Linked DNA regions of Homo sapiens: all the other regions are linked to region 1. Evidence: chromatin loops called from intact Hi-C (ENCODE). Cell type or tissue: mammary epithelial cell. All regions are shown on one strand. Region 1 has its middle 230 kb from the start of MIR5702. Region 2 has its middle 450 kb from the start of MIR5702. Region 3 has its middle 540 kb from the start of MIR5702. Region 4 has its middle 94 kb from the start of MIR5702. Region 5 has its middle 6.4 kb from the start of MIR5702. Region 6 overlaps IRS1 (insulin receptor substrate 1).

What was found. A loop is a pair of places that touch in the nucleus more often than their neighbours do. Peaks named below come from ENCODE experiments on the same cell type or tissue, not always from the same donor. Only the 100,000 strongest peaks of a DNase experiment are listed, where the experiment ranks them.
Region 2: a loop joins it to region 1, with 4 times the contacts of the local background. A loop is called at or near these places in 3 of 110 quality-filtered maps.
Region 3: it touches region 1 in a loop (6-fold over the local background); 6 of 110 quality-filtered maps call a loop at or near these places.
Region 4: it touches region 1 in a loop (1.9-fold over the local background); 2 of 110 quality-filtered maps call a loop at or near these places.
Region 5: a loop joins it to region 1, with 10 times the contacts of the local background. A loop is called at or near these places in 9 of 110 quality-filtered maps.
Region 6: it touches region 1 in a loop (13-fold over the local background); 19 of 110 quality-filtered maps call a loop at or near these places.

Annotation. Positions count from the first base shown.
Region 1 is chr2:226,424,481-226,429,480 of GRCh38, reverse strand. No RefSeq gene overlaps it. Among named protein-coding and RNA genes, the nearest start is that of MIR5702, 230 kb to the left of the region's middle. In mammary epithelial cell, no CTCF peak of the experiment used is centred here; DNase peaks (open chromatin) are centred at 1,370, 1,760 and 2,970; H3K27ac peaks cover 3,282 bases.
Region 2 is chr2:226,208,921-226,213,920 of GRCh38, reverse strand. No RefSeq gene overlaps it. Among named protein-coding and RNA genes, the nearest start is that of MIR5702, 450 kb to the left of the region's middle. In mammary epithelial cell, no CTCF peak of the experiment used is centred here; a DNase peak (open chromatin) is centred at 2,290; H3K27ac peaks cover 323 bases.
Region 3 is chr2:226,116,819-226,121,818 of GRCh38, reverse strand. No RefSeq gene overlaps it. Among named protein-coding and RNA genes, the nearest start is that of MIR5702, 540 kb to the left of the region's middle. In mammary epithelial cell, no CTCF peak of the experiment used is centred here; DNase peaks (open chromatin) are centred at 2,628 and 3,098; H3K27ac peaks cover 3,678 bases.
Region 4 is chr2:226,562,323-226,567,322 of GRCh38, reverse strand. No RefSeq gene overlaps it. Among named protein-coding and RNA genes, the nearest start is that of MIR5702, 94 kb to the left of the region's middle. In mammary epithelial cell, no CTCF peak of the experiment used is centred here; a DNase peak (open chromatin) is centred at 2,472; H3K27ac peaks cover 1,336 bases.
Region 5 is chr2:226,649,849-226,654,848 of GRCh38, reverse strand. No RefSeq gene overlaps it. Among named protein-coding and RNA genes, the nearest start is that of MIR5702, 6.4 kb to the left of the region's middle. RefSeq lists a silencer at 4,376-4,465 and enhancers at 4,422-4,716, 4,606-4,735, 3,823-4,736, 4,737-5,000. In mammary epithelial cell, no CTCF peak of the experiment used is centred here; DNase peaks (open chromatin) are centred at 2,248 and 4,568; H3K4me3 peaks cover 156 bases; H3K27ac peaks cover 3,504 bases.
Region 6 is chr2:226,789,455-226,794,454 of GRCh38, reverse strand. The region is part of intron 1 of IRS1 (insulin receptor substrate 1); the gene reads left to right. Among named protein-coding and RNA genes, the nearest start is that of IRS1, 7.9 kb to the left of the region's middle. RefSeq lists a silencer at 2,367-3,056. In mammary epithelial cell, a CTCF peak has its summit at 2,793; DNase peaks (open chromatin) are centred at 1,774, 2,624 and 3,054; H3K4me3 peaks cover 3,440 bases; H3K27ac peaks cover 3,499 bases.

The DNA of each region.
Region 1 (5,000 bases):
GGTAAATTAAGTTTAAAATTCCATGTTTAATAAAACAAAGATGTAGGTAATATGGCTTAGACATATTTAATCTAAAATGATTAAAATTGAAATATACACGTTTTTTAAAAAAGCATTGCACATCTATTTAATGAAATACATATAAGAGGGGAAGCCTCAGTTACCTGGAAAGTAATGTGATATAAAGCACATGATTTTCTAATAATAACAGATAAACAGGGTATAGAAATGCAGTTTCTTGGGTGGACTATATTAGCAACGGAGAAAATATGCTTAGAGTGTCTGACATACCACATTGCATTTGTAATTGTTCTTCAGCTATTACTTAACAATGTCTATAATAATTATACCACTTCCAGACTATCTTTGTACTTGACTCAGGTATAGCCAAATGCTTGAGGTTTGCTTTAGAAACACTAAAAATATCATATCCAAGGGCCAGACATTTGTAGGGCAGCCGTTAAAGGAGACATATAGCAGTTTTGTTCAGAGGCAAATCAATCATTCACTGACAAGGGCATTGTTGTTTAGTTGGAAAATTATTTGAAGGACAAATACAACCTAAGATGAAAGAAATAAAATAGAAATATAATTGACTAACACTGAAAATCCCAGAGTGTTAGGTATATTTAAAGTTCCAGGGCATGAGGCAAACTCCATGGAGATGGTTAATAATTAATATGGGAACTTGAAATTCTGTTTTACCAAGGAACAGAGCCATCCCTGGGGAAACACACACACACACACACACACACACACACACACACACACACAGAGATATGCATGCAGACGCACACATACACACATGCTCCAGATCCCTTTTGGTCCAATGAACTCTCTAAGGGAAGAGTGGGGTTCAGGCATCAATATTTTTAATTAGTATTTTTAAAAAGCCATGCGTGATGATGTTGCTGTTATGTAGCCAGGATTGGAAACCATTGCTCTAATCGAACCAGGCGTGTGTGTGTGTGTGTGTGTGTGTGTTTGTTCATATGTAGGGCAAGTATTATGGCCTGAATGTTTGTGTCCCCCACCAAATTTATATGTTAAATCCAAACCCCCCAATGTGATAATATTTAGAGATAAGGCCTTTAGAAGGTAATTTAATGGAGGGTGGAGCCCTCATAAATGGGATTAGCACCCTTATAAAAGAGACTCTCTTGCCTACTCTCCTCCAAGTGAGAGTACAATGACAAGCTGACCATTTGCAACTTCAAAGAGGGCTCTCACTGGAACCACCAAGCTAGCATCCTGATCTTGGACTTCTAGCCTCCAGAACTATGAGAAATACATTTCTGTTGTTTGTAAGCCACTCAGACTATGCTACTTTGTCATAGCAGCCCAGACTGACTCACATAGGAAAGGAGTAGTTAGGAAAGTTTTTTCTGGCTCTGTCACCTAGGAGGGAGTGCAGTGGTGCAATCACGGCTCCCTGCAGCCTCGACCTCCCAGGCGAGGCTCAAGCAATCTTCCCACCTCAGCCTCCCAAGTAGCTGGGACTACAAATGTGTGCCACCATGCCCAGCTAATTTTTTTTTTTTGTATTTTTTGTAGAGACTAGGCTTCACCATGTTGCCTAGTCTGGTCCCAAACTCCTGGACTCAAGCGATCAGCCTGCCTTGGCCCCCCGAAGTGCTGAGATTACCATAGAGAAGGGAAGGTAAGCCTGCTGGAAAGAACTGCCTTAGTCAGACGCTGTAGCTGAAGATGCCTCTTGCGGCTGTGGTATCCTGAGCAGGATATTCAGGGTCTAGAGTTTCATTTGCCATTCCTCCAGAGGGTTAGTCATCCTCTGCTTGTGGCTATAGCTCTTCCTCTTGGCCCTCACTACTCAAAGTGTGATCCTTTGGAATAGCAGCATCAGAATCACTTAGGAGTTTTATTGAAATGAAGAATATAAGACCCTATCCCATGGATTGATAGATAAGTAGAAGTCTGAAACTGCATTTTAACAAGGTTCCCCTGTAATTTTATACATATTAATGATTGAGGAACTTTTCTCTACAGCAATGTTTTTCAAACTTTTAACCAACACCCTCCTACATGGCAAGAAACACATTTTACATTGTGTCCTAGGAGACACACACACACACACACACACAACTGAAACAAACTTTTCAGGAGGCAAAATATATGTGATGTATTCTCTATTCTATCTTTAAGAAAAGAATACCAGCCAAGACTCACTACATCAATTTCATAATTCTCTAATAGTTCATAATATGTGGTTTAAGCACCTAAAGAACCAAAGTGACATGACAGTAAAATGGAATACTGGAAATATTTTCCCAGTTTGCAGGAAAATTAAATTAAATGGAAAACCATTTGTCTGTCTAAAGATATTTTTTCCTACAGATTTTTTTAAAGGTCTGGCTTTTGCCACTGCTCGATTGCTAGCAACTGAGTGCCAGTAAGCATAATCAAAAGTAAAAGAAAAGGAGACAAATATTCATGGAAAAAGAATTGGAAAGAGTCAATCATGCTCAGCTTAAAAGTTAAAAAAATAAGTGACATGCTCTTGGTTAAAATTACATGTGTCAAAAAATCAATGTTTTTTGAGACGAAATATTTCTGGATATGAGAAAAGTTTGGTCATGTGATATCAACAAATGCATTAAATGTGTTAACATTTAATATTACCTGATCAAGGTTGAATATCATGGCTCTAGAAAAGTATTTCTTGAATTATTTTTTGTGACCATAGTGCAGACTGAGAAGGCAGAAGACTTCACAGACCACTTATCCTATGCATTCCTGCTCTACAGAGGGAAAAGAATAGAATAATAAGAGGGAACGTGTCACTGTATAAGCAGATTTTTGTGGTTTGCCTTAGCAAAGTGGTAGAGATGACTCCTATTCGAATCACAATGTATACATGCCTTAAAGGCTAGTGATTGCAAAATTACGGTCTTCAAATGCCATTGATGGAAACATATATCACTACACACTTGGGTTAACCAAACAATCCACAACAAAGTCCAATGTAAATGAAGAAGTTAAGCCAAAAGTAATTCCTAAGTAGAAGACATTTGGAAACCACGACCAAGTTAAGACCACACTGATAATCACGTGTGCTTCCTGAAAACAACAGGAATTCCACAAGTTGTGCTCAATTAGAATTGTGCAACCTCACCAGCATTACATGGTAATGTAGGACCCTGAATCAGAGTTCTTAGCAATCTCTGAGATTGCATACAACATTAAATAACATTAAGTAACAATCATTCATTTAGAAGGTGGCCAATGTGTAACCTTTGAATGCATTGAAAAATGATAGTAGGAAGAACCAAAGAATGCACATTATCAGGAGGCCCCACATGGACTATAATCCATACTCTAAGAATCACTTCTATAGAATCATTAATTATCAAGGCCCCAACTGAGCTATCTAGTGATGACTCTGAAATTCCACAGCTTTTTTAAGGCAATAGTTTTTTAGTTCTTTTTTCTTTTTTTAATTTATTTTCTGATTTTTGGAGAAGGCAAAAAAAAAAAACCCATTGAGATTTGCCTGGGAACCAAGCCTGGGTAATTTTACATATTTCCACACTGTTAGTCCTGTCTAGGCCAGGGAGAGCTAAAAGGTTTCATCTCACAAGCCAAGTCTGATTGATTAGTAATGGAAGCCTGAGTGGCTGTGTTGAAGCCAGAAAGGGTGTCTTCATTGATAAAGGATGTTGGCCATGGGCATTGGATAGTGGAAGGGCAGCGATGCCTGGTTTTGCTGTCTCTGCTGTGGGCTCTTTTTTTCTATACATTGGGGCAAATCATGGATTTTTATCACCCCGTACATCTACATTGAGGTACCCTTCTGGGATATAATTGATAATTAAGCTTTGACATCTTCCTGCCCATGTTCACATACAGCTAAGGTTGCCAGATAAAATACAAGACATCCAATTAAATTTGAACATCAGATAAGCAACAAATACCTTTTGGTATAACTATGGCCCAAACCTCGCATGGGACCCACTTATACAAAAGATATTGTTTATCTGAAGTTCAAATTTAATTGGATGTCCTATATTTTTATTTGCTAAATTTGGCAGCCTAAATTCAGCATTTAGGACACTTGACAGTGTCCCAGTATCTGGGTTTCTATGTCACCTACCTCCAGCTTCAGGGACCACAAAGACCCTGAGTTCTAGGATAGCTTTGTGTATCCCAGGGTGACCCACGGCAAATATGCAAACTAATCCTGAATTACAAAAGTTTGATAAGTCCCAGGAATGTAGAAAAGGGGAGTAGGGGGACAGATTTAAAAGATTAGAGGGTGACTGGCATGCGGGAGTCAGGAATGTTCAATATTGTAGGTTGGGATTAAGCATGTCTAGAGGTGACTGAGGTGGGTAAGAACAGTTGGCTTGGACATGACTCACAGGGAGGGATTTAAAGGGAGAAAACGGGTGCAGCATTGTATTTAGTTCTTTCAAATCTGCAACTACTTCCATGTTAGGTGTTTATTAATGGGGTTTCTATTACTAATGTCAAGAACAAAGCATTTCCTAGGGCTCAGGCTCACACTCCGCTTGGAATAGAGATTGTAATTCTAGGTGTGATTTTGAAATATGGCAGCAATAATCTCTGGAGTCCTGCAGAAGCATTCCAAAATAATATTCCTAGCACTTGAGAAAAGAGGGTTGAGGAGAAACTATTTAAACACAGAGTGCCAGGAGTGTGTCTTTGTACTTTCTCTCTCTCAATCTCTCTCTCTCTCTCTCTCTCAATCTCTCTGTCTCAATCTCTCTCTCTCTCTCACTCGGTCTATCACGTTTCTGGGAGTAAGATCTGTTGATGTTTGTTTCAATTCAAGTGTGTGTGTGTGTGTGTGTGTGTGTGTGTGTGTGTGTGTGTGTAATTTAAAACCATGGTCATTTTGGCAATAATTCAGATGTACCCAAAGCTCTGTAAAACAAAACAACAGAAAAACTGGAAAACAGATTAAACTTGTGACCAGCCATTGAATGATTTACAGTTATGTGCTACTATTAAAACTAATT
Region 2 (5,000 bases), 220 kb after region 1:
TGAGTCCTTCTTTCTCACTATTCTTAAGCCAATCACAGATGTCTGTAGTATTTATCCATTTAAAATGACAGGCCAGACAAATGCCAGATTGATCAAATAAAGATGAAAATAGAAAATGGGGCTGTAAGAGAGACTGGGAATTAAGATGAATGCTACAGAAATATGCTGTGGTTTCAGATGAAACATCAAATTTGTTCGTGGTATAACCCCAAGTATCAATTTATGAATAATATGTTATTTGGGTAATACTTACGTTTGAAAATATTTGGAATTCTTAATTTGATTTTTTATAGCTTGTGATATTTTTTATTTTCAGTTTTATTATGAATTTCTTTCTCACAATCTTTCAGCTGGACTGGTAATCAACTTTCCCCAAAACTAGTCCTAACTAGCCTTTGAAAACTATTCTCACAGTTCCCATCTAAGCCTGTTAAAATTAAGCCTCTTATAATGTCCTCCCTCTTCTTACCCCCGATGCTAGCTTGAATCTACTGTTTCTTTACAAGAAATCCTTTCCACGTTCCACATTCTGTACTTGTTAATAATTTCTGCTACTCTACTAGTGGGAAGAATATTTGCCCCCACTTTATTGGGGAGAAAAGATAGATGAAATATTGTACCTTTTGGGGCTGAAACATTTTGATTATATAATTTCAATACATTGTTTTTTGTTATGTTTTTCAATCTTCTCAAGAGTGGCAAAATTGTCAAAATGTTAGAAAAATGTAATTGTCTCTTCAAGAAAATACAAAGAACTGATATGAAATATTTGGCCATTTTCTGTATTAAATAAAGCAACAAATATATATTAGCTTTCTCATCCTAATCATGAGTAGAAGATTTGTTTCTGGGATACTCAGAAATGTTAACCAATTCTACCCAGGAGATAGAAAAAAAATTCCTATCGATTTTTTGAGGTTTAGCTGGAGCTATAGTTATCATTTTGTTCTTGAGACACCTATATCTTTATCACACTTGAGAAAACTAAAGAAAACAGACAATATAGATCTAAACTCTTGAAAATAGGCAGGTAAAGTCATTAACATGTGATGGGTTTTGAAAGATTCTAGAAGGTTCTGATTCCTGCCCCTCTCCCAAACTCTCTCTACTCCTGCCTCTTCAGAAACATGTCTACATGTCGGGTTGACCCTCTGTTTTCTTCACTTAAGTTACCCTTTTTTAATGTATGGTTTCAAGTCCTGTTAAAATGCAAGAGCATCCTTTTTCTTGTTTTGCAAAAACAAAAAACACAACAATGAGTGTATTTACTTTGCAGAGATAGCACCATTGTTACTGCAGAGTGTGACCATGATTAATAGCAACTTCAGGTGTTGCTTGCCTAGGAGGTAGCCTCATTAAATTGGACTGCATCCTCATCTTCTGAATGAAGAATCTGGGTGGTTTTGATAAGACAGTAAAAGGTTCAGGGAGAGAACTTAACCACTTGAAGTGCAGGTGCAGGTGATGGTGCCACAGAAGAGGTTCAAGGACACAGAAGGAGACAGACACTGAGTAGAGACAAACTTACTTGCTTTACAATTTTGCTGAAAGCAGCTTTGGCAGAAGCCTGCACTTATTGTCACCCAACTTGTTTATAGTTGCCAGCCCACATTTTAACCTCACCTCAACCTTCAAAATGCAGCTAAAAGACATGATTAGAAATGAGAACACCTACTACTCAATAAAAAACTATTAGGTCCCAAGAATCCACAGTGACAAAATGCAATTTCAGATAGATACAATTGTAAATTTCCTTATTTAAAATCTTGTCTCTCATTTAAACTCTCTTCATTTCATCTTTTGTAGGCAGGGCTTTTCTGCAGTAGAATCTGAATATGAACAGTCAATATGCCTATTAAAAATATATTTCTAAGATAAGGAGGAGTTGTTATTTATTCTTTACCCACACCATTAGCATATTATTAGCAGGATATTTTAAGATTACATAAAGTGTCTTTATGTCACTGAATCATATAACACATTATTATATATATATATAATATACACATATATAAACACGTATGTACACATATACAATATACACAAATACACAGAAATGTGAAACAACCTTTTACTTTTGTATTAGCCTTAATAACTAGTAATACATGACCTCCTATGGGCCTAAGATTATTAATATTGTTCTCATTTGACAGAGGAATTACCTCAAATAACCTGTTCCCACATAGAGTTTTATGGTCTGCTTTCCAAATAGTACAAATTACTCTGAAGTGAAATTCACAATGGAAAAGTTCCAGAATCACATTCTTGGCTCTGGAACACAATGCCTTGGTTGTCTGCCAACTTTCTTTTCTTCATTGTTCAGAATAGTTTGTAAAAAATGTTTATATGTGTCTATATTGAGCAATAGCTCCACTGTGTTCTCCTTTAAATTTATTGCTGGCAGCTTCCAAGATAATTTGGGAAGGAAAAGATCAGTATCAATTGAATAGTTCATTGATATCTAGGAGATCTCGCATTATCCTAAATACATGATTAATTTGTATTACAGAGACTCCATCTGAAATGTGTGGTCAGAGAGCAAAGGCATGAACCAAGACTTATAGGAACTTGCCGATAGAAAAAGATGCTACTGCCAATTTATGATCTTACCAGGGTAAATCTTTCAATGTCCCGAAGTTTCATTATAAGCATCATTAAAAAAAAAAATCATTTAGTATTCCATACAACATTCTGGGCATTTAAACACAGTGCTGTATAAACAATGCAAGGAACATATATTCTAATATTAATATACCTGTAGAAATTATAATACAGTATTACACTGAAATAGCATAAAATATGATTATGTAAAGTTCATTCAAGAATGCAAAAATGTTTTACTATTAGGAAATCTGCTTATCTACTTACATAACTCATCATATTAATAGGATGAAGAAGAAAAATATGTAACTCAATAAAGAAATTTGATAAAATTTCATAACCATTTCAGTTGAAACTTATTAAAGTGGTCTATTTTTCTTAATAGGATAAAACTAATAAAATTCAACTAATGTCTTACATCACACTAGAAGGATTATTATAAAATAAAGAACAAAATGTGAATTTACTCTCATCATCGTTTTTTAACATCATTCTTCAAAAGCTCACCAGTCCATTAAAAAAGAATAAAAAAAGGAAGTGGTATAAGGACAGAAAAAAATAAGGTACAATTGTCAGTATTTTATTTTTTGATTCTATGTCTATAGATCCCAAGACAACCAGGTGGAGGGAGGGGTGTTAGAACTACTCAGAGTTCAGCAAAAATAAGCCATTTAAAAATTAATTTACAAAACTATTTTTATTTTGACAATAATCCATTGAAATATATTGGAAACAAAAATAAAATGTTCTAAGAAGAGCAAGAAACACATGACACCTTCGTGAATAAAACTATAAATATTTTCTTGAAGTACATAAAATAAGACTTAAAATATGGACAGTCGGTTTTCCAAAGATGTCAAATTTTTTAATGAATCTATGTTAAGTCAATCCTAATGAAAATCTAAAGATATTTTGTTTATTTTCTAGAATGTGATCAACAGATTCTAAAGTTGATGTGGAAAAGAAAATATCTGATTATACAGAAACATCTGAAAAATATGAATGTTGAAGGAAATTTTAAAATTCATTGAAAAGCCATGGTAGTCAGAAAAGTCTGGTACTGAAATAAATATAAAGATATAGGTGAATTTAAATCCACTATTATGCTCCCTTAGTGCATATTGAACAGAAGAATCATTTCCTGGGCATGGTTTTTAATCACTTTACTCCCATTGACCTTGGCTCCATAAGCAAACAAAATTCACTGGAAAATTTACAGTTCTTGCTCTTGTATTCAACAATCTTTTTTTTTTTTTTCATATGGATGGACAGGTTATCTGAATGCAAAAAAATCACTTTTTAATGTCAAAGGTGCTAATTCATTAGTTCTAATTTCCTATAAACATTTATAGATTTTGCTGGTGTTTACGTTTTATAATATTCACATATTTAAAAAGCTATATGAATACACACATATATGTATATGTGTGTGTGTGTGTATATATATATAAAGAACACATGTTTAGAGACAAATGAGAAAATATAGATCTTTACCCACACTAGACATAATTCTTCTTTGTCATCATTGGCAATCTGATGGACTAAAATTAATATCTCATCTTAAAAATGTTATATTTAATTACTAGTGAGTTTGAAATTTTGCCTTGTGTTTATAGGATACTTATATTTTCCTGTGTGGATTGAATATTTATATTTGTAGGCCGTTTTTCTTTCTAATCTGGGTTTATATTTTTACAAACTGATTTATAAAAGTATATTTTCATACTAAAGGTATTAGGCCTTTATCTTTCAAACATGTTGCAAATGATTCCCCATATTGTCATTTGACTTTATTTAAAATGCATTTCATCATGGAGAAATTGTACTTTTTATGTAGTCAAACCTGTCGATCTTCCCCTGAAAATTGGAAGAATAGAAAATGCAGTGGAGGATATGAATGCAGAATATTTGTGGACAATTAGGGAGCAGTATTATTCTCCCTGAAATATTAGACATTTTAGTAGTTTTTTTTTCCTACCATGATTAACTCCGTACATGTCTTACATTTACCACAGTATCACTAGCTTTCATTTAATTTTTTTTTCTTGGTTTGCCTATTTTTGTTTGCTAAATAACGGAACTCCATGAAATGGGACCTTAACTTTATTTGAATAAAAATGTTTATGTATAAGAACTTAAAAACAAATCAGTCAGCTTCACTTAATTCCTGAGAGGGCCTCAGCAATAGTGATTGTTTCCCTCCTATGCTAATCATAGGCAGCATTTCCCAAAGACTATGACTTGGAACTTCTCCAGAGGTGACTGGTAGACCTATCCCCAACAAAGTGTTCTAGGGCCAATGAATCTCTGGGAAATTCTATATTAAACAAAGTCAAATATGTTTTTTTCTCCTCAGCATGACTTAGAGTCTTTTATATACTAGTATACACTATGACTTC
Region 3 (5,000 bases), 310 kb after region 1:
TTTATTTTGAAGTTGGCATGATGTAGTCACATTTCCTCCCTAATTTAAATTTCCATATTATATATAAATCTGAAATCTCTTTTGTTGTCTAGCAATTATAACAATATGATAGATCAGAATATATATCAGGAAGCAGACAAGCCATAAATATGTTCAATGTTTTCAAAGATGACAATTTTAAATGTGAACACTGTGGATGAGATGAAATGGAAGGAAATATGAGGCTATTAAGATGGAAGAAACCAGGAAACATTTGGATTTAATTCCATCTTGGATCCATTCCACCAAAGTTCAACATAATGCAAGGCTGAAGCAAATGATTGCTCTCCTTTGCCCTTATTCTTTTAGTCTTCTTTGTACTTTTGCACTGCAGAATTCTGTTAATGCCACATAGTTTTTAAAGGATCATATTTCAGACCAGTTAGTAATATTACTTATTTTTTTAAAGGTCGAAAAAAAAGAGAGAAAAATAAACCTAATTTCAGGCTCTAGACGAATCTGGAGGGGGTTGTTTAAAGTGTTCAAACACAAGACAGCGTTAGAGTTGTGCGGCCAAGATGAATTTTGAGGAACTAACCCTAAACAGGAAAAATGCTTTTGTAAAACACTTAATAATGATTCTTTCATGAAAAGTCCTTTGATCCAGAATAATTACAGGAAACCAGTGGAACCAATGAGGGGCTACTACTGGGGACACAAATCTAGTTGGTAATTGTTCCAGACAGTGTATCATCAACTTGTATTTTATTTAAAACTATTATTTTGCTTATTAAAAAAAGTTGAGAAGTGAATTTGATGATGGATAGAACAACACTGCATACACATCCTTATCCATCAGCTGAGTCCCATAGTTTGCATATGCAAAATAAATATCACTTCAAATCTGTAGCTAATTTTTTTTTTTTTTTTTTTTTTTTTTAGTTTTGTGGGGAGATTAAAACCACAACAAGAAAGAATAACCTGCAACATGAGTGGATACTATGGTTGCAAAAGTTATTTAATATCCATATTTCACAAATATTCAGCAAAAGATTTCTTAACAAAATTGAATGACTTTCAAATGGACTTATTTTGAATGTTTTAAAAACTATCAATTTTACCTGAAAACAACCAATTATTAGCTGATTTTAATAATTGATCTAGAGATTATATTTACAAAAAAAATATTATGGAGCCATTACATAGCATTCAAAGTCATATCACTTCACCATTAACTGAGATATAACAATTTGGGGCAACATAACATTTAATATTCTTGAAATTACCTAAATAAGACCATTTGTAATCAATAATACATTTAAATTTTCACCCTGTTGAAACGGTGGCCAAATACATGATGATTGGATGCAAAGTGCTGTGAGTTCCATAAGACAAGCATTTATCCAATATGATAAACATCAGTATAATAAAGGTATCAGGAAATTTCTAGAAGTAATCGATGATCTGTTACTCTTTGGATGAACATTGACTTGTGTTTAGGTATTAGGAATATGTGTGTGTGTGCATATACATATGTATGTGTATGTGCGTTAACGCTACACAAGATAAAGATTGTTGAATGCAAGTATAAGATTTAAAATGTTTAATTTGCATTGCTTTGTCTGCTATACATATATATTTTTAGATGAGCAAAGCTTAGACAAATTGATTTTTGTTCATATTAATAAATAACATAGCATAAGTATACTTATTTTTTCTAGTTTTATCAAAAGTTTTTCAATTTAGAAACAATTTAATGACAAAACTAAAATATTGAAACTGGACTTCAGAACAAAATCTAATCTTTTAATCAAAAGCAAACAACTAGTTTTGGCTTGAAATGTAAGACATAATGTGTATTTAACCATGCTTATTTAGGTAGAATGTCTTATCTGATCCCAAGTCTACCCCTGATTTTTCTGTGAGCTCCCAAGTTCCTATTTCCATTGCAAACTCTCATTTTCTATAAAAATGTGAACTAACCTAAATGGTTTTTCCATAGACAAAGGCCGTAAAGTCACAAAACACTGTGCCATATAGTAATTTTTAACATTTTATTGGTGTAATCAATAGCAACCTGTATTATGACTTCTTTTTCTCTTGAACAAAGAATTTTTGAGTCCCAATCAACTGAATCTTTGTGATTTTCCAGCCAAATACTTTTAAAAATACCAATTAGCCAATCTTAAAAATTGACATATAGCTGCCATTAACACAGACCTTTTTGTTGTGGGATTTTACAGATATAATATGACACTGAATCCCTGAATGTTTGACCATTAGGAAAGCATAACATTTTCATAACGTTTTTATCCACTTATTTGTCGACTAATCTAATTGATTATTCTCCTGTAGCATTTTATCCTGTTTATGAAACTCTTTCCTTAGCCACCTTTATTTTGCAAGTGCATGTCATAAATTATAAAATCAATGGCATAGCTTGTCTGGCACCCGTAAAATTGATAGCTTCCCTTTCTTTTATTAGCATAATCTGCCAATTTATTATGAAAGAGTGAATGGCATGCTTGTGATTAGAACTGGTCATGACAGGTCACTTGAAAACATATTGATGGTGTATGAGACATGCTTTTTAATTAAAATGTAGGTCTGAGCTGGCTAGGCAAACACCAGTTTCTCCTTACTCATCACATTTATTGAGTCATGTATTTGCTTATTTATAATATTTTAAATTAACAATGATGAGTCAGATTAGCATACAGAAGACATGCCCCAGAGAAAAACAGAAAAAAAGCGTGCTATTTTACTTAGGACAAGCAAAAGCATACTGCCTGTAAAAATACTGTAAGAAGGTGAGAACATTAAAAATGATAACTCGAGATGTATAAAGTTTTACCAGATTTGCCAGTCACTTTTAAACCTACCCCTGTGTATTTGCTTAATATCCACTCAATTGTCTTAAGCAAGAACAACTCCCCCACTTTCACCCACTTTCTTTCACAAAGTTATAACTTAGGCAAGAGAGTCCCAACTCCAATTGCACAATATCCTCAGGGTTACTGTGAGCTCAAAGGATGTTGTGAAATCCTCGAGGCAAAATTAATCGTGATGTGACTTAATTTTTTAAAGTGAAATGTGTACCATAAAGTACCCCTAAGAGGAGGCTTAGTGGATGATGAGGGAGGTAATGAATACAGCAAACGATTACAGGGTGTCAGAACAGCAGGACTGGGGTGGCTGGCAGTGACTACTACTTTCATCCCACAGACATCTGCGGGTGAGGGCAGCAGATGAAAAGCCGTGCATCTTCTCTGTAATTTGTATTGCCACAGCATTCCATCTTGGCCACACGATTCAGTCACACGTACTTTTGTTGATTCAGAAGAATTTCCAAAGGACAAGCTTGCACTGTTCTTGCCATGAAAGAGAGTTCTGCTACTTTTTGATGAAATTGAGAGTTAGGGTCTGGCTTTATGTTTGTTTGTTTTTGCTTGTTTGTTTTGGAATACAATCTATGATTTCTAAGCACCCCCTTTTACTTTTATTTTTACTACTAAACAAGACAAAAATATGGATCCAGTCTAAATAGGACAAATGAGAAGCAGGGGGCAAGTGTGTTTTGCCCCTGGTAGTATCTCTGACTTCTTTTAGATTTTGTGAAGTGATTGTGACATAAAAAGAATTCAAAACAATGTTTTTAAATAGAGTAGAATGCACTCAAAGTCCAGGTGTGATAGGGTAAGCATGCTATTATTTTTTGGAGATAAGTTTTGAAATGATGAATAATCAATTATAGCTATTTAATGGAGGTAATAAGTGGATCAGGTTGCTACCTTAAGCTGACATATTAATCTTTTTCAAAATCCTGCTGTGTTTCATACTTGTTATTGCCCTCAGCTCAATGTACTCTACATAGTCCAAATATAAGACATTCTAGTATAGTGGAATCTGATAGTATACAAAGCTCAATTCAGGAAGAACAGATAAGATGTGCTTGTGCCAGTCTATTCCATCCCTCCTGCAGCATTGCTACTTAACTTCTCCAGGCCCAGCGAATTCCTAGCTTGATCATAGAATTCCATTGGTAGCTTTGCATGGTTTTCAACAGTTGTCTAGGCTGCTTATTTTCCCTCACTTTCCAAATTCATCTGATCTGAGCATATATGGCTTATGCATTATAGTTTACATACTATGGTTTATGACTAAGGATGTAACGATTTTTGACTTTGTTTTATTGCACTTGAGCTATATCAAATTAAACTGGCCTTCTTGTTAATTTATCATTGGTAAAATATTTCATATGCATTTTTTTGTTAATCCTGTACTTCAAACCTACGAATAGCTTGCTTAATTGTATTTTATGAACTGAACTGCAATGACCTCATACTTTGGCTTTACCTTTGTAATAAATTGACATTAGTAAAAAAATGTTAGTAAGTAATGTGGAATATTGCTAATATCATTGGGCTTGACATTTGCTTGGAAGGAAAACTAGGAGACACATCTTTTGAAAGACAAATCCATATACAATACATTCTGTAATATTTTTCTCATACCTCCATAAATTTCCCCTTGTGGATTTTAGTCTTCTCTGTCTGATATCAGCCAACACGCTGTCTTGATGTAAGACTGTGTAGCATGGAAGAAAATGAACTTCGGCATCAAAAGGACGTGGTTTTGATTGTAGGTTCTGTCCAAACTTTTGATAAGTTATTTAACTTCTTCAAACTTCAGCTGCCTTACCTGTGAGGTGGAGATTTGATATTTACATTTTAAGGCTGTTTTAATGTCAAATGAAATAATATTTGTCTAACAACAAGGAAGGTACACAGAATCAGTAGTAGCACTAGCCCTACTATTCTATTGAAGAATCTATAGAATCATGACAAATGATCTTGATGGATCTTTTCACCATTTATGGGCCTTAAAACTTTAATGCATTCATTCATTCAATAATAATTTATTGAACAACTAACTTGGAAACATAACTACAGAAGATGAGAAGATGAGAATCAGTAACTAAGACTGATATGTTCTACTTTCTATCAGTATGACTAGTAAGA
Region 4 (5,000 bases), 140 kb before region 1:
AGATTGGAAGTTTTTTGTTTGTTTGTTTTTTAGCAGCCATACCACACTATTGCTACATGTCATGCTTGCAGTCATCTGAACCCTTGATTCCTTCCCATGCTCCACATATTCCTGATTCATCCTATGCTGCCTCTCTTCTGTCCTTTGTTATTAGTCCCAGTTTGGATCACACATCAGGTGATTTCACACCAAGAAACTTTATAGAGAGAAGTTGTTTCTCTGCTTGTGTGATTTCCTCAAAAAGCTCTTTTCTGATAAAATTTTAGTTTTAATTGACAAATAATAATTATATACATTCATGGGGAAAAATGTGACGTTTTGATATATGTTTACATTGTGGGATGATTAAAATCAAGTTAATTAACACATCTATCAACTTATATACTTATTTTTTTGTGGTGAGAATGTTTAAAATCTCTTTTAGCAATTTTGAAATATACAATACACTATTATTAACCCGAGTCACTGTAGTTCAAATTAATTTTTCAGGTTCCTTCTAACCCGTCTGTTATGGCCTAAATTGTACCCTCTCCAAATTTATATGTTGAAGCCCTAACCCCCAATGCAACTATATTTAGAGAAAGTGTAATTACCTTTAAAGAGGTAAAGTTAAATTAGGTCACAAAGGTGGGGCTCTAGTTCAATAGGACTGTTGTCCCTATAAGAAGAGGAAGAGACACCAGGCTTTTTCCTTTCTAACACAGAACTTTGTTATCCTCCCTCTTTGTTATTTATTTACTTATTTTTAAAATAAATATCAGGAACCAATAGAGGGGAGCTCGTCCCATCTGGGAGTCTAGGGCCAGGGGAGCACATTATTCTGTTCCTGATTTTTCCCATTTTCTCACTTTCTCTTTATGTTCTAAACCTCATAATTCCTTAAAATCTCCATATTTCTTCAGATTCTTTTCTCATGGGAGCAGCGGCAACACCCCTTTATGTGTGCTCTGAGGAGGGAGACGGGATTCAGATGAGGCTGTTTATGAGAGACTACTGTTTATAAGTCCAGGGTTTATAAGTTGTCTTTTCCTGTATATGTATGGCAACTTGAAACATTTAAATTAAAATTCTACGTAGAGCATACAATGCTTGAATTATATCAATTTTTGGTGGGCACATGAGAGAATTCTTCTCTTGTGCTTGGGCACAAGAAATACTTGTAGACTAATGTCTAAATGTCCATCATTTTCTCTCCACATTAAAAAAATTACACAGGCTGATACCCATATTCATGCCAAGTCTCTTTTTTTTGTGGTATTTTTCTCTTTCTATAACTTAGGCCATTTTCCTCAGCATTTCATCATCTTGTATAACCAAAAAGTAATTCCTTTCAATTGATTCAACCAGAAGGCTGAAAACCATAATTATATTACCACAGAGATCATTAAAAATACATACAACTGAATAACAACAACAAAAACACCCTTTGGCTGTATTTTTCTTTGTTCTTTATCCACAGAGGAAATAAATTCCAAGTACCTAATTGTGAAGGGTGAAGTTGGCTAGCCTTAGGGTTGAAACTCATGGTAGATATTAAATTTGCTAGGAAGCCAAGCAATTGACTGCGTACTTAAGTTGTAAATTAACATGCTCTTTATATAAAGATAGATTCACCAATCTGTGCCTTCAGTATCTTCCCCATACTGTGTGTGTGTGTGTGTGTGCGCGCACGTGTGTGTGCGCACGCATGAGCGCATGTGTATAGTGTCTTTGGTTCCAATAAAACCATAAGAAAAAACACAAAAGTTTACAAATTTCACAAAAGGTAATTCTACAGGGAATTGTCGGTGTTGTATTAATGACTTTCCTAGATAAATATTGCCTCTTAGGTAGTAGCATCAGCATTAAAATAAGAGTCAGTTTCTTCACCGATGCATTTATTTTACTTTAATTTTCTATTATTTCGGTGTACCAGGATGCTTTAGAAAAAAAAGGTAGTTAAATAACAGAAGCTAATAACTTTCTCAGTTTAGTTTTTATTTAAATTCCTTCAAGATCTAATGATTTTCTGGATCCATTCTGGGTTCAAATCTGCCAGATAAGGAATCTTATCATTTTGGATTCAACTATGTTATTTTCTAAGAGGGTTTTTTTTCCAGTAGAAATCTTTCACCTCTAATTGTCATAATTGCTTATGTTATTTGATCTTTGTAATGAGCAAAATCCAAGAGACGACACTCCTAATCATCAAAATGTCAAACATCCTTGAGAAAAGTGGTAAAATAGGTTTCATGCCTCATAAGCTTTGGGGCAAATGCGAGCTTTTAATGTCTGAATACAGGGACTGCTCCTTGTCAGAGGGCAGAACTGTCACTGGTGGGTGGGAGGAGGTGCATGGCAGAGATTTGGACACATGGGATCACTCACCTTTTGGATTATAGTCAGGTGCGCCCACATCCCTAGCTGATAGCTCTCTGTCTCATTCCTTCAAGGCTGCATTGTGGATCAGCATGAGCAATGCACACACCTGGGCGCTGAGTCAGCATCCATGTTGGTGAAAGGGGAGCAACCCAGCGTTAGCATTTGGCTAGAAAAACAAAGTTTAAACATTGTGTTCTTATGCAGTGTAGTAAGAGCAAGAACGTCATGTTATTTACATTTTAGGTTCTACTTATCATGAAGAGTCACAGGTTTATATAATAGGACTGTGCATGGACTGACTTGTATCCATAACACAAATACCTCTGTTGAAGCCCTAACCTCCAATGTGACTGTTTTTGGAAATTGGACCTTTAAAGAGGCAATTAAGTTTCAATGGGATCAAAGGATAGGGCCTCAATTCAATGGGACTAGTGTCCAAAGAAGAAGAAAGGGAAGAAGAGGAAGATGGAGAAGAGAAGAAAGCCTCTACTCACACAGAGAAAAGGCCATGTGAGAACAGAGCAAGAAGTTGCCATCTGCAAGCCAAGGAGAAACCAACCCTTGAACTCCCAGCCTTCAGCACTATGAGAAATGAACTTCTGTTGTGTAAGCCACCCAGTCTGTGGTATTTTATGACAGCCGTAGCAGACCAATACAATGTTCATTAATAATTCCAGAGAAATTGTGTATTGAAAAAGGAGTCCATTATATTTATTTCTACCATTTGCACACTTGGTTGAGTATTGTCAACAAGCTGTCCTCTTATTTATTGAAAATAATGTATCTCAAACCTTAATGTTTTATTGCCGTATAATTAAGGAGACTGGAGAAGCCTCTAATCTTTTCTGATAGGACAGTAACCCAGTCACTACTGAAAGATGCAGAGAATTAAAAGTCAACTTAGTTATCAGGCACTCTTATGAACAAAAGGCCATCAGATTGTGGGCTCATGAAGAGGCTGAAAAACATGACATGCATTGCATTCATCTGTATTTCAGGAAGACCTATAAGCCTTAAATGGGAAAGTCTGAAATGTAAGTGCAAAGCAGGATTGCATGATATACACACTTTGCTGGAACTACCCATTGTTTAACGCAGGAACAGAAAATCTAATACCACATGGTCTCACAGGTGGGAGCTAAACATTAGGTACTCATGGACATAAAGATGGCAATGATAGACACCAGGGACCACTAGAGGGAAGGTAGGAGTGGAGCAAGAGATGAAAAAAACTATGAATAACTATTGGGGTACTATGTTCGGTACTTGGGTGACAGGATCATTTGTACCCCAAACCTCAGCATCATACAATATTCCCAGGTAACAAACCTGCACATGTATCCCCTGAATCTAAAATAAATTTGAAAAAACAAAAAAATGAACCACCCGTTGTCAAAGGCAGGCACTCTCATCATTTTATTATGCAGTTGGATGATAGTTTGGGATAATAACCAATAAATGTCAAGAGATGCCTCATGAGAATTGTTACAGAAGAATGAAAGAAACAAATCAATGGCAAATTTTTTTTCCTTTTTCTTTTTTTTTTTTTTTTGAGATAGAGTCTCACTCTGTCACTCAGGCTGAAGTACGGTGGCTTGATCTCAGCTCACTGCAACCTCCACTTCCCAGGTTCAAGCGATTCTCCTGCCTCAGCCTCCCAAGTAGCTGGAATTACAGGCGCACACTGCCATGCGCAGTTAACTTTTTTGTATTTTAGAAGAGACAGGGTTTCATCGTGTTGCCCAGGCTGGTCCCGAACTCCTGAGCTCAGACTTCTTTTTTTTTTTTTTTTTAATTATAAAGATGAGGTCCTGCTCTGTTGCCCAGGCTGGAGTGCAGTGGTGTGATCATAGCTCACTCCAGCCCCATATTCCCAGGCTCAAGCAATCCTTCCCCACTTCAGCCTCCCCAGTAGCTGGGGACTATAGATGCACACTGCCATGGCTGGTTCTCAGTTAGCGTTTTTAAGCTTTAAACATGAAGATATGCACATACAACACCAATGAAGTGAGAGAGAACAACTTGTCTTCCTCTATTTACCTTATCTTTTTTAGATAAAGATTCTATCAGCATGGTAGGAGGAGAGAGTCAAATTTAAGGAAGAAAGTTTAGATTCAGGGAGACTTTTGAGAAGGGGCCCATAGCTAGTTCAGACAAGGGGTGGGGAAGACATGATTAAAACCTCAGATGAGTTAGATCATCTGAGAGTTGAGGAGACCTATTTCTTCCTTCCTGGGTATAACTCATAGACATGACAATTTTCCTAGTATATAAGGCCTTGCCCATGACAGGGGATGCTTTGAGTAGAAATGTTTAGACATGGGTCAGAAATAGTCTTGAGTAGTTTTTTTCACTCCTACTCTTAGATTTCTTGTGTGTTCTTGAGAGGCTCAGATATGGACCCAGGGAAGTCTTACAGCCAAGGGGAAGCGACCTCACAGCAAGTGTCTCTGTAACTCAACCACTGAAGAGTTGAGATGCTGCAGATACTTCAATTGGTGCATGGACAGGTGATATTCTTGCACTTCTAGGTCTTGGTCTGTGCCTGCCCCCAGGAGCCTAAGAGCCATCTCTGAGGAGGACCCTCAATTGCATAAGATTTTGTTTCCTGCTTCCTTGTTCTCAACCAATGCAATGGG
Region 5 (5,000 bases), 230 kb before region 1:
CTTTGCACACTGGATCTTGTGGACTGGATTTCTGGAAGATTCCCAGAGAAGTTCCACATTGAGAGTGTTTGTTGATAGATAGCACAGGTGCACATCTCACAGTTGAACTCGAGGTGTTTAACCATTTTAGGCAAAAGCAAAACAAAGCACAAACAGCCAAAACAAACAAAAAGGGGCAACTGTAGTGACAATAGTATAACAAGACCAACAGCAACACTAGAGAGTTATTAGTTCAAGTTTTATATTCTTCCCAGGACGACTGGGATTATTTGCTAACAGGGAAAGAAACAAGGGATGGCAAACCTGAGTACAAACCAGCCATTTACCTTTACCAGGCATCAAATATTCCTTTGCCCTTTTGCCTGGCACAATATCCAAATAAGTAGTTGTATTAGAGTTCTTCAGAGAAACAGAATCAGTAGGATGTTGTGTGTGTGTGTGTGTGTGTGTGTGTATTTATTGTAAGGAATTGGCTCATGATTATGGAGAATGCCAAATCCCAAGATCTGTAAGTTGGCAAGCAGCTGGAGATCCAGAAGAGACAATGGTGTGATTCCAGTCTGAAGGCTGGCAGGCTTCAGACCCAGAAAGAGCTGATGCTTCACTTTGAGTCAAAAGGCAGGAAGTAACCAATGTCCCAGTTCAAAGGCAATCTGGCAAGAGGAGTTCCCTGGTATTTGGGGGAGTTAATCTTTTGTTCTATTCAAGTCTTCGATGGATTGGATGAGCCCCATACATGTTAGGGAGGGCACACTGCTTTAGATGTTAAAGTCATCCCAAGACACCCTCACTGATATGCTGAGGATAATGTTAGACCAGATATCTAGGTATGTCATGGCCCAGTCAAGTTGGCACGTAAAATGAACTATCACAGTAGTTTTAGTTTACACCAAGCATAAAAGAAAATCCCAGTTTCCCAGAGGAGCACGAGTACTCATTTATCAGGATACCTGTGTTTTTCCTCTGGCTCTCTCAGCTCAGGGTATTCCAACTACGCTTTCCTTCATGCCTCCACTCCCAGTTATTTGCCCAGAGACATAAAGCTGAGCTTTACTACAGTCAGTTACTTGGGACAGCTGTCTACTACTCTGGGAAGTAGTAGCTATCTACTACTCAGGCAAATAGGATTATCTCCCATCTTGAGAGTACCCAATAGTGGGAAGGCTGCCATGAAGGAACATCAGGCATTCTTGCTGTTGCTCTGATTTGTCTTAAACAGAAATGCTGCACTCAGTCAGTGCTGACTATGATCTGTCTTGTTGGTTTAGCTAGTGGGGCATTAAGGAGCATGTGGGAGAGAGGGTTTTGGTGGATTGCAAAAGTGGCCACAATTTTTTATGCCTGGATTTGACTCTGAAACTCCTCTTATCAATAGGTGGAAGTGATTTCCCCACTTCTTGAATCTAGGCTGACTCTGTAACTTGCTTTGGCAATGGAATGCGGTGGAAATGGCAGTGTGCTAGTTTTGAACATAGATTCCAAGAGGCCTTGCACCTACCTTTCTTGCTCCCTTTTGGAACACTGCTCAGATAATTTATGAACAAGCCCTGGCTAACCTATGGAGGATGAAAGATTTTGTGGAATAAAGACTAGCCATTGTAGCTGATACTCTTCTAGACCAGCCTACCTCAACTGGCTTAGCAGCCAACCACAGACCTATTTACAAATCCAGCTAAAACCAGAAGAACTGTCCAGAGGATCAGAGATCACAGTTCTATAACCAACCTGAAGAACTGTGAGCTAAATAAATGGCTACCATTTTAAGCAACTATGTTTTGTAGTGGTTTCTTATATAGTAAAAGCTAACTGATAAGGAATGCCTGGAGTGGCATTCCTTATATAGGTTCCCTGAGCATTTTTATGGTTCCCAGCTTTGGAGTAAAGAATTAATAGAGTATTTCTTCTGGCAGAATCAATAGGTTTCTTCCCCCTAGAATTTTTTCTGATGTAGCCTAGCTCCTAAATTCTCCTGACTGGCATATGTATAGACTTAGGTTGTTTGATAGGATTTTCAAATTTTGGCATAGAATCCTGGATGACATAAGTCCGTGGGCTTTGAATATCTGTTTCAGTAGCTCTTCCATGAACCCTGACTTCTCTCTTTTCCTTGTTCAAGGAAACGCAGGTTCTAACTGGCCAACTGGTCGAGCAGTTAATAACTACTCTCATTTCCTACTGCATTCATAATTTACTGTTGAACTTCCTTGACCTCAATGGCGTCACAGATTTGAAGAATTACAGAGCTGTTTAGTGGAAGTGAAAGAACAATTTCACAGGAGATTCATAGATTTTGATGACTATGAATCATATCTTAAGAATTTGTGGCTACCTTTGAAGCACAAAACCACGGGATGTGTCTGAGTTACTCAGGATCAATGTTATTTCTGTGGTTCAGTTTCCCAAAGATCTGACTGAGCTGAAAATGGACCATGCTCACCAAGACCACTGGTAAAAACTTTGGGTATATTAACCAGAATTATTTTTAAATTTCTGGCCACACTGCCAAAATCTTGCTGAACTTTGGGTTTTCTTGACTTTGTGGAAGTGTTTCTTTCATGGAACTGCTGGGATCAAAACTGCATCTGTCTTAGGGATGCAGATTGTGGCTGGGAAATGAGATGTGTCTTAACTTAAAGAATGTCTGAGCTTCTTCAGAGTAGCTCAGTTTAAAATGTTTTCTTATTGACTGATTGAGATGTGCAAGCGGCTGCCACCTGACTTGTAAAAATGGATTTTCAAGTGTATTTGTTTTTTAGATAGCTTCATACTGAGTGAAGGAATACATAGCCTGGAATTTCCTCTAATTATAAGCCTAATCCAGTTAGTGCACAAATCTGGCAGATATTTTAGTGTAATACAAATTAATGTTTTCGTTTGCTTCACCTGATTTGTTTAGTTGAAACTTAAATGTGTTTTAAATGTGAATTTTTAGTAACTATGTATCAATTGCAACGATCAACAATTTTTTGGAGAAATCTGGTAGCTTTACTCTCCTATAACCTTGCATGTTTTTGAAATATTTTCTACTATGATTGCAAAATGATACTACTCTTCAACTGACAAATCACCTTCATCCTTTATCAAAAACATCTTCCTCTAAGAAGCCTAGTTTCAGTTTGGCAGAAGAGAGAGGCTATACGTTTTTAAGGGGTGACAATATGCTTTTAGCTCAGCCAAGCCTGGTTTATTAGACCTTCAATTAAAATAATGAGTTCAATGGCTATTTAGTTTATTAGTGTTTGTAGTAGTAGTGATGGTAGTAGTGGTAGTAGTACTACTAATTACATTTATTGGGCACTGGGTAAGACTAAGTAAAATTAGCTAGGTCATCTCATTTAATCCTCATAGCAATTCTGTGAGGCAGGCATTATTATTATCCCCATTCTAAGATGAGGAAACTGAGGCACAGTGAAGTCAGATGACTTCTCCAGGTGGTAAATCTAGAAAACAGAACAGTTCAGGCCCAAACAGTGTCATTTGACTCAAAACTCACAGTTGTCCCAAAATACTATACCAGCATACTGTCTCTTACCTAAATAGATTGTCTCGCTGTAATAAAACATGAATGGCTAGTGGCAACTCTTTTTGAGCAGGCAAAATGGATGCTTAAAACTTAATGTCAGTCATTCTAACTCTGGTTTAAGCACCATTGTAGGTGGGGTCCTGGAACAGGTTATGAAGAATGGTTATGAAGAATGATGTCAAGTCTGCCATCTCTACTGGATCATGCTCTGAAAGATCTTTTAGAGTTTAGACCCATTCATGGCAAAATGGAATACCCTAGAAGTAGGGGAGAGAGGCAAAAAGAAAGGGAGAGAGACTGAGAGAAAGGGAAAGGAAAAGAGAGAGAGCATGCTCCATCTTTACCACTATCAAGGAATCATTGACCATCCTACATCTCTCCAGGTCCTTCTCAGTGACCCAGGACATCTCAGTACAACGTAGTATTTCAGTCTCACTGCCTGAAATATTAAAGGTCAAAACACATTTTAAGGTGTTATCTCTTTCCTGTCTCATTCTAATCAATTTTGTACATAGCTGGTTTCATTTGAACTCAATCATTGTGATTTGCCCCTTATGGGCAGCTACAATTAATCAAGTGCATGTTAGTCAACATAGTTTGTGTACACCACATAATGAAAATCCCATGAAATTTAGGCATTTTGAATGTTTTAAGAGCAAGCCTCAGTGAGACTTCCCTTGCAGAACCGACTTCCCAGCTGGAGGGAGATGCATGGCCCATGCCTTTCCCAAACAAATGTGTTTGTGACATTTCCCTGTGTAAACGCTGACTTTGTTGGGGGGAAATCTGTGGTGCCTGGAGAGATGGGAGAAATAGATTTCGGAAATGCTAATCTAGGGGAGCAATCCGCAGTATTGCAGCCTGCTGGGGCTGTGTTCTGCATGCTCCCCACAGCTGCCTCTGAGCGAACTTATTGACAAAGGCGAAGGAAGCTTACAGTGCACCAGGATGACTCACTCCACGTTTACTGGGTGGTTCACACGGCTGCCTGCTTGCCGGAACAGGAAGGCCCTTATTGTGCTCAATTGTTTTCCTGAATGCCTTTCTCAACAACAGCAAAAGGAAACATTACTTTTTGGCTTCCAGCCATCCTGGCCACTTGGTACTTCCAGTGCTTAGAATGCAAAAGTTGGGCTCAGCCAAGACATGCAGAGGCACAAGGCTGCAGTTATTTCTGTCTGTGTTTCAGATTAACCACTGCCTTTTGCAGTAAACAATCCAGGGTGATTTAAGACAACGGGAACTCCCTTTACTAGCAACAGCCCCGACCCGAGTTTGACCGTTTGTTTTATGGACTTGTTTCATGTACAGTAACCCCATGGGGGGCCTTGACACCACCACCCACTGAGTTGCCTGAATAAAATAGAAAAGGCCCTGCCTGTCAGTTACCTCCTTCTTGAATCTGATTGTTCCAGAGATACTGTGAGGGAGGGGAAAGTGCAGCCTGGAGAAAAAGGGAAGGAGGAAACCAGAAAGT
Region 6 (5,000 bases), 360 kb before region 1:
GATTTCTATTCATCCTGCCCTAAAAAGATCAGGAGTAAGAGCTTTTTAGAAATATGTATTTAGAGAGAAGTACCTATCTATTTTGTGATCTCTCAAGAAAGTAATTATGGGTGACGTTCTCCTTTTGTTCATGTACCAGGATTTGTGAAATATTATTCACACACCGACCCACCATCCCACGGGCCTGGCCTCTCTTGTACAGGATATGCAGGAAACTCTGTATGTGTCTGGGACCCATTATTAAGAGTTATGGGAGTTCATCCTAGGATGTCTGCCTTATAGTTATCTCTTCTTGCACTGAGACATTACAGATATCATTTGGGGGCTACTATATATCTTCTGTAAAATTACTTTTATTTGTTGAGAAGAATGCATACTAAGTCAGGAACATGCCTTAATTTGTTTTGTTTTGCATTGAGTAGAAGGGCTAAACTGTATACCCTCCACTTTTAGGGTTATTTGCTGTGTGCCTTTAAGTTCAAAAGTAGACACCACAGTAAATGCTGAAAGTTGGCTTTAGGTCTTCTGTGGCTAATGCCGTATTAAAAATGAAAAACATTTGTAATAGGAAATTAGCCTGCCCTTCGTTCTGTTGATCCTGTTTTCTGGTGGTCATAATTGTGGGTAGAAGAGAGTACAGTTTGCAAATAATGTGATGAGTTGGCAATGCAGAAGTTTCCAGCATTTGGAAACACTTTACTCTGACAAACTGATTATCTTGTGAATTTTATCTATGCTCCACAGAATGAGCTTTTAAAAGCACTGATTTTTCTTAATTTGTGTCCATTCATAAGAAATTAATCTGTGCCCTGGTTTCCTATTGACAGGTATTTATTTATCATGTGTTCATAGTCTTCTTAATTCTGTTTCCAATATTTGATCCATATAATTCTCTATTTTATAGAACAAGAAAAAGGTATATGAACACTCAAATGAAGATTTTGGGTGATATGTTACAAAAAGCATTTATTTGATCAGTATTTACTTCAACATTTATTTTCATCATTCACTAGAAGAAAGATTTAATTGTGTATATCAACATCAGTAGTACAAATCTTGTTATATCAAATGATGTTTTTGGGAGTCAGAATCCCTCAACACTTTAAGCATTTGTATTATAAAGTGCCTCATTGGTAAAATAATGAGAATTTGAAGAAAACCAGCCCAGCAGAACTAAAATTTTGGTTTTAAAGGAGATAAAGAGAATAAGTTTTTCTTACTTGTCATCTTAATTTGTTTAGGTTTCTTTTTATAGAGTAGAATAAATGATGTTTGCTCTGAAGAGAATTGATGACCAACTAGAATTTTCATTTTTAAAAAGGGCTTTAAAATAAAATTCTCCTATGTGTTGGATGCATTAAAAAAACAAAAACTCTACAAAATTCTATCCTTAACCTTCTTTGGGAAAATAAAATATTCTGGAATAATCATATAATCCTATTTCTAATAATTCTGGAGTAACAATCGACCATGCTTTGCACAGTGCCAGGAAAATTCTACAATGCGTATTTGAGATGTTTGTGTTGGTGTTTAAAGTGAGGCACCAAATGCTACCTGGCACATTTACATCCTCAATTCTGCTTGCTTGCCTGTGCCCTGTTGAGTCCAAAGATGTTATTCTATAGCTATCTGAAACAGACAGAAGTCAGACCTGTGAGTGGCAAACAGCTTCTGCTCCGAATGTGTGTGCAAACATTATTTTCCTCACTTCCTCAGCAATTGCTGTCTTTGCTTCTTTTCCTCATTTCTCAGGTAAAACCTGAGACTCGGTGAAAGGAATAGAGGTATGATGAGGCGTGGGCTCTGTTGAAACATCTCGGCTTGTTTAAAATTTTTCATTGTCTGTTAAGAGGAGAACACTTGTGAAGCACTGAGCTCAGGAGCTCTACTTGTTGGAAGCCTGTCTGCTTTACCTGTAGTCCAGTGACCTTTTCTGCCTGCCCTTTCTCTTGCATAGCCTCTTAGTTCTGGCTTGCTCGTTTTCTAGTACTATCCCCTGCCATCCCTTTGTTTCCACCTCTTATTTCATGTTCCTGACATTATCCTTTTTTTCTTTTGCTCCTTTTCAGAATTTCGCAGTACTTGTGGCCCACTCTCTGCAGAGAGTAAATTGAGAGCCCAAGAAGCAGGGCAAAAAGAGCCTCTCAGACTCGGTCATAGCAGCCCTGCCACCTTTACCTGGCATCAAATTTATCTTTTAGTTTTGAAACTGCAGCTGACAAAGACACAGACCCCAGCCATGCCTTTTGGGTTCAGTTTTTTTGTTTTTGTCATTCTTTGTTATGCCCTCCCCCTTTAAAAGAAAAAAGAAAAAGAAAAAAAACAGAAAAAGACTCTTTCCATTTCTTTTTCATTCAGTTTCCTTTTTTGTGATGTCAAGGATTCCGTACCTCCAAGGTTGCCTCCCCTCCCTCCCCTTTCCCCAGCCCTGTGGCCTTTTTGGCTGGCGCAAACCCTCTCGGCCCTGGCACTTTCCCTTTTCCGGGTCACCTCCGCTTCCTGCATTCCTTCTCCTCCCTCTTCCGAGCCCCCTTTCGCCCGGGGTGGGGGAATCTGCAGCCAGACCGCCCTCGGGTCTCCCGCCCCCGCCCGTCTCGGGTCATCCAGGGCGGTGGGGCCCCTTCCCGGGCCGCGTGGTCGGCGCTGGCGGGCGAGGCCCCGCCCTCGGGCACAGCCGCGCGGCTCTGGGTCCCGGGCGGGCGGGGCGGTTGGGCGCTGATTGGCCCCCACCACAGCCAATCAGCATGTGAAACGGCTGAGCCGCGGCGGGCGCGGGGCGGGGCTCTCCGCGGGTCCCCTGGCGGTGGTGGCGGGCGGGCGTCCCTGGGCCGCTTTCTGCCACCCTGCCTGGCACCTCTTTCCCGCGGGTGCCCGCAGGCCGAGCCGCAGGCCCCCTCTGCACCGCGCCCGCCGACTGAGGACGTTGTGCCCTCAGCTGTATTCTTGCATTTGGATCAGAATCCTAAGAATGAAAAAGTCCAACCAGCCCACGGACGGGGGCCGGAAACACACACTTGCTCTTATTTTTAATTGAGAAAAATCCAGGCCGTAACCATGTGACGAGCCCCATTTTGTTTCCCTTCTCTCTTTACTACGGTTTACTACGAGGCCACGTTCCTTCGTCTTCCGGTCTCGAGATCCGCGAGCAGGAGGGAGTCCCGCACGTGGCTGCGGGCCTGCGGGCCAGGTGGGGTTGGCCCGCGATTCCTGCCCGCCCCCCTCAACCAAGGGAGGGAGAGAGACCTGCGAGTGCTGCGGATGCCATCGTTTTGGGTCATGGGGGGAGGGGGAATTCCTTTGGCTTGAAAGTGCCCTAGGCTCCATACACTTTACTGCAAAGCACCAGAGCTAGGTAAGAGCTGGGAAAACGCATCCTCCTGGGCTGTGAGGGAGCTCACAGCGAAATGAAAGACGGGACTGCAGCTTGCAGATCCTGAGAACCCGGTGTGACAAGGGTTTGGGTAGTGTGTTCCTTAAAGGCTTGGAGGAAATGCTGTGGCGTTCTCAGACACAGATTCATTTTTCCATCATTGACAGTCCCAGTGACAGCCCGTCAATTTAGGCTGGGCACATCGATTTTGAAAGCTTGCTAGATTTGTGTTGTGTACCCTCCAGTAACCAAAATTATGTGAGATATATTACTACATGGGATGGAAAATGTGTTCAGATTTGGCCTTTCTAAAATAAGGAAAATAAGAAAGAAAAGTGCTATGGGAGTATTTTCTCCTCCTCCTCCTTCCCTCTCAAATAAGCATTTCTCACCAGCCAACATCCCTCTTGCATCACTGAATCATAAGATCCCAGGGCAGCGCTTTTTCTGAGGGGCCAAGTGAAACATCACAGGTGGAAACGTACCAAGCAGGTGCAAATGTTATGACCCAAAACTGCTACTGAGCAGTGGGAGAGAGTTTCTCTGTTGTTCCAGAAAAGTTTGAGCAGCTAATAATTTGCTTAATGTTTGCAATTGTTTAGGTATCTTTTTATAGTAAAAATAAATCCATAAAATGTTGCATATATTGTAGTCATTTCTCTGAGTTCCCCCTCAATAAATACTATCTCCAGCATTGCCCTACAGGAAGAGACTTGGGATCCAAAGGGCATGCCACCTTTTTTTTTTTTTTAAATCACAATTCCAGGAAAATAGCTTTGTGCTATCTTAAATGATGCAATGGAAAAAGCAGTTCTTGGGAGCCAGAGATCTTGGGCTCCAACACAGCCTGTGCCCTTCACTAGCAGAGTGACCTTGGGCAAGTCACTTAATTTCTCTGGACCTATTTCTTCATCAGTAACTTGAGGATTTTGTTCTAAATTATTCTAACCTCCTTTGCAGCTCTAAACATAGGAATGTTGTGGAGAAAATGACTGATACTCTTTAATGGGTCAGTTGCAATGAGGATTCTTTCCGAAGAAGCTGTTGACAGGGTCATGATAAAGCATGAGAATAGCCTGTTCTGTCCATTTCTAGCCTTTGGATCAGACATTCTTTATGGACAGACTGGGGCCTGGAAGGAAAACATTGTTTGATTCAGGCCTGACATTAACTTTTCTTGCTTCAAGGGGGCATTTTCGAGTTTTAACAAACCCTAAGACAAACCCTCCTGATCGACCAGCCTAAGTTTTTGGAACCATCTCTAGACTGAATTATGCTCCTCTTCCTTCCGCCTTTTTAAAAATAAAATGTGTGTGGGAATGCAAGGCACCTGCTAGTTCCTACATCCTAAGGTCAGCTCTCAGAAACATCCCACCCCTCCCCACACTATAGAGTAAGCTTTAACCAGTGCACACTGTGGAAATTAACACATGCATCCTGTTGGAAATCACCTCTTTTTCAGGGGTGGTGTGTTTGTGGATAATGTGTCTCATTTGTACCATCAGTGTTCTTCAGTGAGACAGCCATTTAAGTGAATGGTAAGGAAATTTGAGAAGCCAACTGGGGACTATAGGAGGCCTTCCACAATTTTTTCTTTAGCTTTATTTTTCTCTCTTAGGTGTATGAAACA